2 separate regions of the Homo sapiens genome follow, and region 2 is linked to region 1. A link is an interaction called in ENCODE POLR2A ChIA-PET data of the cell type or tissue named here. Cell type or tissue: Caco-2. All regions are shown on one strand. Links, peaks and the distances in the headings refer to the core of each region. The heading gives the core; the rest is flanking DNA. Region 1 overlaps CMYA5 (cardiomyopathy associated 5). Region 2 overlaps TENT2 (terminal nucleotidyltransferase 2).

Region 1 (5,377 bases), core at 260-5,259:
CTTATTGGAATTGATGACTGAAGAAATGTTTTAAATGAACATTAATTATAATTAGTAACAAAATTATTGTCTCACTAAGCATAGTCAGCCTGAACTGAATTTCAGACTTCATTTGCTCCCTAAATAAATATGTATTGATCACTTATCATGTGCCCAGGCCCTGTCTCTGCCTGTTATTCTGAGGGCTTGTTGAGGAGGCGGGGGTGGGAAGGGGAAAAGTGACAAGGATTGGTGGGGAAATTTTAGCTTTAGAGACAAAGACAACACACTGGCTTCATTTTATAACAACACAGTTGTTAAACAGCAAGGATACTGTTTTGTAGGTAAGTGTTTGCCCTTAAGATGATGAAGTCTGTCAAGGAGAAAATTCCACATATATAGTCAACTGCATGCTCTGTCTCATTGCTCATTTAAAGAATAAAGGTTTACATGGTACTGAAGTCAAAATATGGGATCCGTCCTGCTTTCAGTGCATGAAACAGGTCAGGCAGATTTGACAAATGTGCACAATGTCCTCATTGAATCTGTGAAATAAAAGCAGCAGGCACGCAAACAAAAGTAATACGAAATGTGGTGGTGTTTTATTGTATACAAGTTGCCACCTTATGCTCAAGCACCAAGAACAAAGCAAAAAAGGTTAGAACAAATGGTTCGTTTCCTTGTCTACTTATTCTGACTCCACTCAGATGTCACCAAAGTCTTCATGTCAGCTGTCCCTGCTTTTTAGCCTAACAAAAACTTCAAAAATTCTGGAATTTGAGATCTAAAGAGTAGCACTCTTCCAGAGATTATGATTTTTTTAATTTTAGAAACAAAAATTTGTCCTAATTGTAACTAAGTCCATATGACTTATAACAAGCATTGCATAGTTTGCAGTAGAATTCAAGTTCACAGAATACCCAAACTAAGGTGAGTGATCAGACAGCAAATGAGGCCACGATTGTTGGTACTTAGTTGGTGCTTAGGGATTTTATACCAGTAAATAACACGACTGATGTGACTATGATTGGAAGTCTACAGCCAATAATAAAATTTGAAAGACAATTAGAAATTTGACTCAAATGGTCTCATTTTGGGCCCTAAGTGTGGGATCCTCCCTACAAGTGCCATAGTGCAATGGAAAGAGATGGCTTTATGTGTGGAAGTCCCAGAGACGTGAGGGCAGTGAGCAGCGCAGCACCTAGAGCCTCTGAGCAGCAGCCATGAAGTCGATTGCTGGTGGATGATAAGCTCCAGTGGAGCTGAAACTTATCACAGAGCATTGTGCCCAGCAGGCTTCAGAGGCCTCTCAACCTGCTCATCTCACCCTTGGTAGCTCCACTGCTACAAAGCAGAGAGAAATGACTTAGAGGAGACTCACTGTCTCCTCAGAAGGCCTTGGGCTGCTCTGCGAATGAGAGATGGTCTCTTTCTCTGTTGTTTCAGAGGAAAATGAGTGGAAGCCCCCAGCAGCTGATGCTTGTGAGGACAGCCTCTCTAGCTTGGGCCCTTTTATTCTTGAGTTTTGGCAAGGAGCAACTGGAAAGTTTGCCATGACTAAGGTGCACAATGGGGTCAGAATCATTTTTGGTAGGAATTGAAAAGGATTTTTACGAAGTAAAAAATAATTGGGGTCATAATGGTTAAGGGGGATATTAAAAGCATTCCCATTAAGTCAGAGAGAAACATGAGGTTAAAAACACTGGGAGGGAGGAGGTAAAATTACTACCATTTGCAGATGATGGGACCATTTATCTAGAGAACCCAAGAAAATCAGTTGAAAAACTCTTACATAATAAGAGAATTCAGTAAGATGGCTAGATATAAAACTGATACAAGAAATCAAAAGCCTTTATATACAAATAACAACTAGATAGGAGATAAAATGAAAAATCTTATTTAGAATAGTGACAGACATAAAAATATATAAAGATATAAGATCTATATAAAGAACATTTTTTAAGATGCTACTGAGGGAAACAAAAAAAGACTTGAGTGAAGGGAAAGGCACATCAGTTCTTGGATAGGAAAATGCAACATCATAAAAATTTCAATTCTCCCTAAGTTAATCTATAAATTTAACATGATCTCTAAAAATAACAAATAGTCAGGAGCAGGCTGATGGAGGAGGCTACGCATCCTGATTCTAAAGATCATATCAAATACAAACTAGCAAATAGAAAAAAAAAGTCAGGAAGCGGCAACCTAATCTACCAGGAATTCTAAATTATAAAGCTACAATAATAAAACCAGTATGGTCCTGGGGCATAAATAGATGGATCAATAGACAGATTATAAAGGTCAGGAATAGACCCAAACATATAGTCTCTTGAGTGTATAATAATGGAAGTATTTCAGATCAGAAGGGAAAATGATGGGTTTTCCTGATGGGACAGCTAGATAGCCATACTAAAAAAAAAAAAAAAGTAGGATTTCCTACTTCACACAATCTACTGAGATAAATTCCAGATGATAAAATACCTAGTTTTTAAAAATGAAATTACTGGGAGCCAAGATGGCCGAATAGGAACAGCTCCGGTCTACAGCTCCCAGCGTGAGCGACGCAGAAGACGGGTGATTTCTGCATTTCCATCTGAGGTACCGGGTTCATCTCACTAGGGAGTGCCAGACAGTGGGCGCAGGCCAGTGTGTGCGCGCACCGTGAGCGAGCCGAAGCAGGGCGAGGCATTGCCTCACCTGGGAAGCGCAAGGGGTCAGGGAGTTCCCTTTCCGAGTCAAAGAAAGGGGTGACGGACGCACCTGGAAAATCGGGTCACTCCCACCCGAATATTGCGCTTTTCAGACCGGCTTAAGAAACGGCGCACCACGAGACTATATCCCACACCTGGCTCAGAGGGTCCTACGCCCACGGAATCTCGCTGATTGCTAGCACAGCAGTCTGAGATCAAACTGCAAGGCGGCAGCGAGGCTGGGGGAGGGGCTCCCGCCATTGCCCAGGCTTGCTTAGGTAAACAAAGCAGCCGGGAAGCTCGAACTGGGTGGAGCCCACCACAGCTCAAGGAGGCCTGCCTGCCTCTGTAGGCTCCACCTCTGGGGGCAGGGCACAGACAAACAAAAAGACAGCAGTAACCTCTGCAGACTTAAGTGTCCCTGTCTGACAGCTTTGAAGAGAGCAGTGGTTCTCCCAGCACGCAGCTGGAGATCTGAGAACGGGCAGACTGCCTCCTCAAGTGGGTCCCTGACCCCTGACCCCCGAGCAGCCTAACTGGGAGGCACCCCCCAGCAGGGGCACACTGACACCTCACACGGCAGGGTATTCCAACAGACCTGCAGCTGAGGGTCCTGTCTGTTAGAAGGAAAACTAACAACCAGAAAGGACATCTACACCGAAAACCCATCTGTACATCACCATCATCAAAGACCAAAAGTAGATAAAACCACAAAGATGGGGAAAAAACAGAACAGAAAAACTGGAAACTCTAAAATGCAGAGCGCCTCTCCTCCTCCAAAGGAACGCAGTTCCTCACCAGCAACGGAACAAAGCTGGATGGAGAATGATTTTGACGAGCTGAGAGAAGAAGGCTTCAGACGATCAAATTACTCTGAGCTACGGGAGGACATTCAAACCAAAGGCAAAGAAGTTGAAAACTTTGAAAAAAATTTAGAAGAATGTATAACTAGAATAACCAATACAGAGAAGTGCTTAAAGGAGCTGATGGAGCTGAAAACCAAGGCTCGAGAACTACGTGAAGAATGCAGAAGCCTCAGGAGCCGATGCGATCAACTGGAAGAAAGGGTATCAGCAATGGAAGATGAAATGAATGAAATGAAGCGAGAAGGGAAGTTTAGAGAAAAAAGAATAAAAAGAAATGAGCAAAGCCTCCAAGAAATATGGGACTATGTGAAAAGACCAAATCTACGTCTGATTGGTGTACCTGAAAGTGATGTGGAGAATGGAACCAAGTTGGAAAACACTCTGCAGGATATTATCCAGGAGAACTTCCCCAATCTAGCAAGGCAGGCCAACATTCAGATTCAGGAAATACAGAGAACGCCACAAAGATACTCCTCGAGAAGAGCAACTCCAAGACACATAATTGTCAGATTCACCAAAGTTGAAATGAAGGAAAAAATGTTAAGGGCAGCCAGAGAGAAAGGTCGGGTTACCCTCAAAGGAAAGCCCATCAGACTAACAGCGGATCTCTCGGCAGAAACCCTACAAGCCAGGAGAGAGTGGGGGCCAATATTCAACATTCTTAAAGAAAAGAATTTTCAACCCAGAATTTCATATCCAGCCAAACTAAGCTTCATAAGTGAAGGAGAAATAAAATACTTTATAGACAAGCAAATGCTGAGAGATTTTGTCATCACCAGGCCTGCCCTAAAAGAGCTCCTGAAGGAAGCGCTAAACATGGAAAGGAACAACCGGTACCAGCCGCTGCAAAATCATGCCAAAATGTAAAGACCATCGAGACTAGGAAGAAACTGCATCAACTAATGAGCAAAATCACCAGCTAACATCATAATGACAGGATCAAATTCACACATAACAATATTAACTTTAAATATAAATGGACTAAATTCTGCAATTAAAAGACACAGACTGGCAAGTTGGATAAAGAGTCAAGATCCATCAGTGTGCTGTATTCAGGAAACCCATCTCACGTGCAGAGACACACATAGGCTCAAAATAAAAGGATGGAGGAAGATCTACCAAGCCAATGGAAAACAAAAAAAGGCAGGGGTTGCAATCCTAGTCTCTGATAAAACAGACTTTAAACCAACAAAGATCAAAAGAGACAAAGAAGGCCATTACATAATGGTAAAGGGATCAATTCAACAAGAGGAGCTAACTATCCTAAATATTTATGCACCCAATACAGGAGCACCCAGATTCATAAAGCAAGTCCTGAGTGACCTACAAAGAGACTTAGACTCCCACACATTAATAATGGAAGACTTTAACACCCCACTGTCAACATTAGACAGATCAACGAGACAGAAAGTCAACAAGAATACCCAGGAATTGAACTCAGCTCTGCACCAAGCAGACCTAATAGACATCTACAGAACTCTCCACCCCAAATCAACAGAATATACATTTTTTTCAGCACCACACCACACCTATTCCAAAATTGACCACATAGTTGGAAGTAAAGCTCTCCTCAGCAAATGTAAAAGAACAGAAATTATAACAAACTATCTCTCAGACCACAGTGCAATCAAACTAGAACTCAGGATTAAGAATCTCACTCAAAGCCGCTCAACTACATGGAAACTGAACAACCTGCTCCTGAATGACTACTGGGTACATAACGAAATGAAGGCAGAAATAAAGATGTTCTTTGAAACCAACGAGAACAAAGACACCACATACCAGAATCTCTGGGACGCATTCAAAGCAGTGTGTAGAGGGAAATTTATAGCACTAAATGCC
Region 2 (5,377 bases), core at 281-5,280, 170 kb after region 1:
GATATAGAAAAGGGGAGATCTGATGTAGGGCAGAAACAAACATACAATAAAGCAGGAACAAATCAACAAAAGAACACCTAAAATTTTTAAACGCATAAAAATGTTAAAATTCCATGACTCATCTGATCGTACAGGTCCCAGAAAACAAAACATAGGGCTTAGGGTCCATACAATATTAATTCAAGATACATCATTACAGAGTTCTCAGAAATGCAAAAATATTCTTTTAAAATAATTAAGAAGTACTTACTTCCTTCCTCGAAATAATGGGGAAGCTGAGGTCTGTATTGGACTGACATTTCCATATGTCAGCTGCTGTAATGACACAGCTCTAGACAAGCTAACAAAATCAAAGAAAAGAACAGTAATTTATACATATTTTTTCTTTAAAAACAAAACCAGTCTCTGAAAAAAAATTAAATACATCCGTATCAAAAAAAAATGTGACGACATATTCTCCATGTTCAAAAGTTTCATACAAAAAGGGTTTATGTCAAATAGAAAATGAAATTTACCAACAACATGGGCCAAAATATCACCATACTCACTCTGCATTCTGAAAGTTGAATTGTGCATCTATAAGCTGCTGGTGTGAATAAACAGTAGGTGACAGGGTAAAGAAGTTATTATGTTGTTGATGATTTGGAGTGAAGGGTGGGCGACCCAAAATTGAGTTTGGGAACATGCTCTTGTTCACTGGAAGTGAACATGTATTCTTCTACCTAGGATAATTTAAAAAGACAATATTAAATTATCATAGCTTAAAGACACTAAACACTTTGATAACTATTATCCACTAACTTAAAACAATTAGTTATCAAGTTACAAATTTTATTTGCAAAGTTAAATAGGTCTCCTAAGTGCCACTGTAGGTAACAAAAGAAAACTAATAATAAATTCCAAATCTAAGATTAACATAATTCAAACAGCAAGATATATGCACATTTCTAATTTTCTGATTAATTTACCCTAATACTTTTACCCTCGTATCAACAAATCTTTTAGAAATCCAAGTTATCACCTGACATTAATAAAATCCCACAGATTATTACATTTATTCTCAAACTAATTTATACAAAGGTATAAACCATCACATGACATCCTGATTCCTAGAATTTGGATCTTACAGGTCTGATCAAATAAGGAATGGATTTTATATTGTCTTAACAATTTATAAGATTCTGAGATTCCCCTCAAAGTCTACATAATTTATATAAAAGACTTCCAATAAAAGAGGGCTATGTTCCACAGGAATAGGGAAAAATTGTACAAAGCAATCAGAATCCTTCACTGATCCAGGGAGGAGAGTAGATATTTATTCTTTGCAGTGACCAATATATCAAGGCTGTAGTCTTGCAAAGGATAGGATAAAGTAATAAACTGAAAATGAGGATCAGGTAAAGTCTACAAAGAAAAATAGGACCCCTCAGCCCACTTTCTCAAAGCAAGCAATTAGAAAACTCTTATGAAAAAACAAAATGAGAGAGAAACTATGTAACGTAGTAACAAGAGAACATAATAATACTTGGGAGTCCATCAAGAAAATGTCAAGGTAGCTAACTAATCAACTTAACATGAAGCCAACTAGTTGACAGGCCCTACCCACATACTTTTAGAGTTTCTAATTAGACTCCTGATATTCTCACTTAAAATAGGCATCCATGGATCACCAGAAGAAAAATAAAACCTGGGAATAAACAGAAACGATGTCAGGAACAAATGAACACTCAAAAAAAAAACTCAGATTAATGAAAAGACATTGCATATATAAAACAAGAATATGCTATTTAAAAAGAAAGGGGCCGGATGTGGTGGCTCACACCTACAATCCCAGCACTCTGGGAGGCCGGGGTGGGAAGACTACTTGAGCTCAGGAGTTCAAGACTAGCCTGGACAACAAAGTGAGACCCTGTCTCTATAAAAAAAAAAAATCAAAAAAATTAGCCAGGCACAGTAGTGTTTGCCTATGGTCCCAGCTACACAGGAGGCTGAGGTGGGAGGATTGCTTGAGTCCAGGAGGTCAAGGCTGTAGTGAACCATGTTCATGCCACTGCACTCCACCCTGGGACACAAGGCAAGACCCTATCTCACAAAAATAAAATAAACAGGCTCTGGGAAATTATAAAATTGAAAGCAAAACTACCCAGCAGAAATTTAAAAGATAACTTTGAGGAAATGTATTAGAAAGAACGAAAAGGAAAAGGTGGTAGGGGCAGGAAGGAGGCAAGACAACAGAAGAGAAAACAAAAAGTATTAAACTATGTGATCTAACATTGTAACAGAAGGTCCAGAAAGAACAGAAAAAATACAGGACATTACCTAATAAATAAAACAAAAAAAATGCCAAAGACTGAAAGACACCAATCCCCAGACTGAAAGGATCTAAAGGGTACAAAGCACAGTAAAAAAGTTACATGTCAAGGTATATTATATTGAAGTTTCAGAATATCACACAAAAAAAGGAAGTTTATAAAATATTCAAAGAGGGAAAATGTTATAAACAAACGGCAAGAAATCAAAATGGCTTTGGACTTCTCAATAGCACAGGACATGGACTCATGACTTCAAATCTCTGACGGAAATGCTCTCAGGCTGTAATTCTATACCTAGCTGTACTATCAATGCAAAGGCAACTAGAAACATTCTTAGACATTTAAGTTATCAAAAAAGAAAAAGAAAACCTGGAATCTAGAAAAAGGGAGATCTGATGTAGGGCAGAAACAAAGTAAATTACCCGAGATGACAGTGATGGGAAGCTAACAGTTCAAATTAGAATGGGAGGATGCAGGGCTTCAAGAAGATATCTAAGAAAAGAAAAATCAACTGGTGGATTATCTGATGTATTTGACCATAGAGATAAGTTCTGTTAACAGAGTAGAAATAATTTTAGAAATACAGAAAAGTAGCTAGTTAAAAATAAATTACCAAAGAAAAAAACACTCAATAGGTAATATAAAAAAGGCAATATAATCAGTTACCTGATTCTTACAAAGAATGAATATACTGATTTTTTTAAAACTGAGTTACTATATAAAATTTATTATATATTATTTATATATGACACTACCTTATACATTTGTGTTTATATATCACAAGTTTTATATGGAGGATGACAAGAGGGTACAAAAAGTGCTAAATTCTCATTTTCAGTAAAAATAAATCAAAAGAATGAACTATAGAAGCTTTATTCTTTTTTCTTTTCTTTTTTTTTTTAAACAACAGAGTAAAGTAAAACTAGGTAGCCAGAAGAATTGAAGTAGCTGCCTCTGGGGATTGTGACTAGGAGGGCTGGAAAAACTATGAGAGACAACAGGGGAGAAAAAGAAAAATCTGGGAAGAAATTAATAAATCCCTCACAAACATTGTTCCTTGTTTTTTCAATTCCATAAGATTAAAATTCCCTAGGTTGGCCACAGATAACAAGGCTCACCAGTCCAGGGTTCATAACAGATTGTGGACAAAATTCTATGAACCATCATCAGACCTCATCCTAAATGCCTGACTCTAATTTGGACCAGAGACAAGGTTAACCTCCAGAAAACAAGAGTCTGTCAACTTTCTTTAGCAGACCCTTATGTCTTTTTACAAGAGATTTTTAAAAAAGAAAATAATCCTGTCATATTTCCTCACCTGTACACCCTAGCTTCTTCAGAGGAAATGGAAATATCTTGAACTAAGCAGCATTCCAGGGAATCCCCTAGCAAAAATACATACAATAATCCTGGGCTGGGCAGTTGCTCATGCCTGTAATCCCTTGGGAGGCTGAGGCAGGCAGATTGTTTGAGCCCAGGAGTTAAAGACCAGCCTGGGCAACACGGTAAAACCCCATCTCTACAACAAATACAAAATTAGGCTGCACGCCTATAATCCCAGCACTTTGGGAGGCCGAAGCAGATGGATCACCTAAGGTCAGGAGTTCAAGACCAGCCTGACTAACATGGTGAAATCCCTACTAAATACAAAAAAAATCAGCCAGGCGTGGTAGCACATGCCTGTAATCCCAGCTACTTGGGAGGCTGGGACAGGAGAATCGCTTGTACCTGGGAGGCGGAGGTTGCAGTGAGCCAAGATCGCGCAATTGCACTCCAGCCTGGGCAACAAGAACAAAACTCCATCTCAAAAAAAAAAAAAAAAAAAAAAAAAATTAGGCCGGGTGCAATGGCTCATGCCTATAATCCCAACACTCTGGGAGGCCGAGGTGGGCAGATCACCTGAGGTCAGGAGTTCGAGACCAGCCTGGCCAACACGGCAAAATCCCGTCTCTACTAAAAATACAAAATTAGCTAGCGTGGTGGTGGACACCTGTAATCCCAGCTACTTGGGAGGCTGAGGCAGGGGAATCGCTTGAACCTGGCAAGCAGAGGTTACAGTGAGCAGAGATCGCACCACTGCACTCCAGCCTGGGCGAAAAAACGAGACTTCGTCTCAAAAAAAAAACAAACACACAACAAAAATTAGCCAGGTGTGGTGGTCTGCATCTGAAGTCCCAGCTACTCTGGAGGCTGGGGTGGGAGGATCGCTTGAGCCAGGGAGACGGAGGTTGGAGTGAGCCGAGGAGACTGTGCCACTGCACTCCAGCCTGGTCAACAGAGCAAGACCCTGTCTCAAAAACAAAAAAAAAAAAGAAAAAAGAAAAATCTTGGATTGCCAGATTCAAGACTGGCAACGAACACTTTTCACCCTTTGCTCAGGCTCACACTCCTTCTTGGCCTTTTTTACTCTGGTTCCCTAACCTAATTTCCCATAAAACATAGGATCCTACTTCATAGGATTTATGAGAAAATGATATTAAATACAATTCACTGTAACAAATTTTGCTTGATAGTTCATTTTGTTGGAATAGACACTACAAATCTAGTGAATGGAAGAAATATGTATTCAGAAAAACTAGAATTAAAATCTTGTACTTTCAGGTTTATTTAAATCGGTTCATAGCAAAAAGCCTAGATACTTTTGTTTATACCTATAAAAAATATGCTGTTTTTCCTCTATAACTGAATAAGGTCCATGTATATTAAGATTTGAAGATGCAAAATGACATCAAGAGCCCAGGCCTCACCTTGTTTTCATCTCTTACACAGCCAAATCCAAACTAAGTCTAAAGATGACTTGTGGCTCAGAACTACTCTACCAAGTTAATGACCAAATTATCCCCAGCTTAAAAACTTAGATTGAGTCCACAGCCAGATGTTTAGTCTAGGGCAGAAATCTAGTTTAGCATATTCCAAATTCCCAGAAATATATCAAGCTCTGGAGCCCCTGCAAAACAAAGGATCTGTCAGCCTCTCCTCAGTATGAATTTTGGCCCTCAAGTCAGGCTCTTTTTAAAGAAGGTAGGCTTCAAGTAGAGGAAAATCATTCCGACGCATTCGTTCTA

Evidence for each region. Peaks named below come from ENCODE experiments on the same cell type or tissue, not always from the same donor. Only the 100,000 strongest peaks of a DNase experiment are listed, where the experiment ranks them.
Region 2: POLR2A ChIA-PET joins it to region 1 with 5 read pairs; 2 of 35 experiments call an interaction of 5 or more read pairs at or near these places.

The regions. Positions count from the first base shown.
Region 1 is chr5:79,782,047-79,787,423 of GRCh38, reverse strand. All of the region lies in intron 9 of CMYA5 (cardiomyopathy associated 5), which reads right to left. Among named protein-coding and RNA genes, the nearest start is that of CMYA5, 95 kb to the right of the region's middle. In Caco-2, for the core only: no CTCF peak of the experiment used is centred there; a DNase peak (open chromatin) is centred at 2,623; H3K4me3 peaks cover 692 bases.
Region 2 is chr5:79,614,957-79,620,333 of GRCh38, reverse strand. It overlaps TENT2 (terminal nucleotidyltransferase 2), which reads right to left. Exons shown (of 15, transcript NM_001114394.3): 2 at 549-722; 3 at 251-340. The coding sequence starts at 685. Among named protein-coding and RNA genes, the nearest start is that of TENT2, 5.2 kb to the right of the region's middle. In Caco-2, for the core only: no CTCF peak of the experiment used is centred there; no DNase peak of the experiment used is centred there.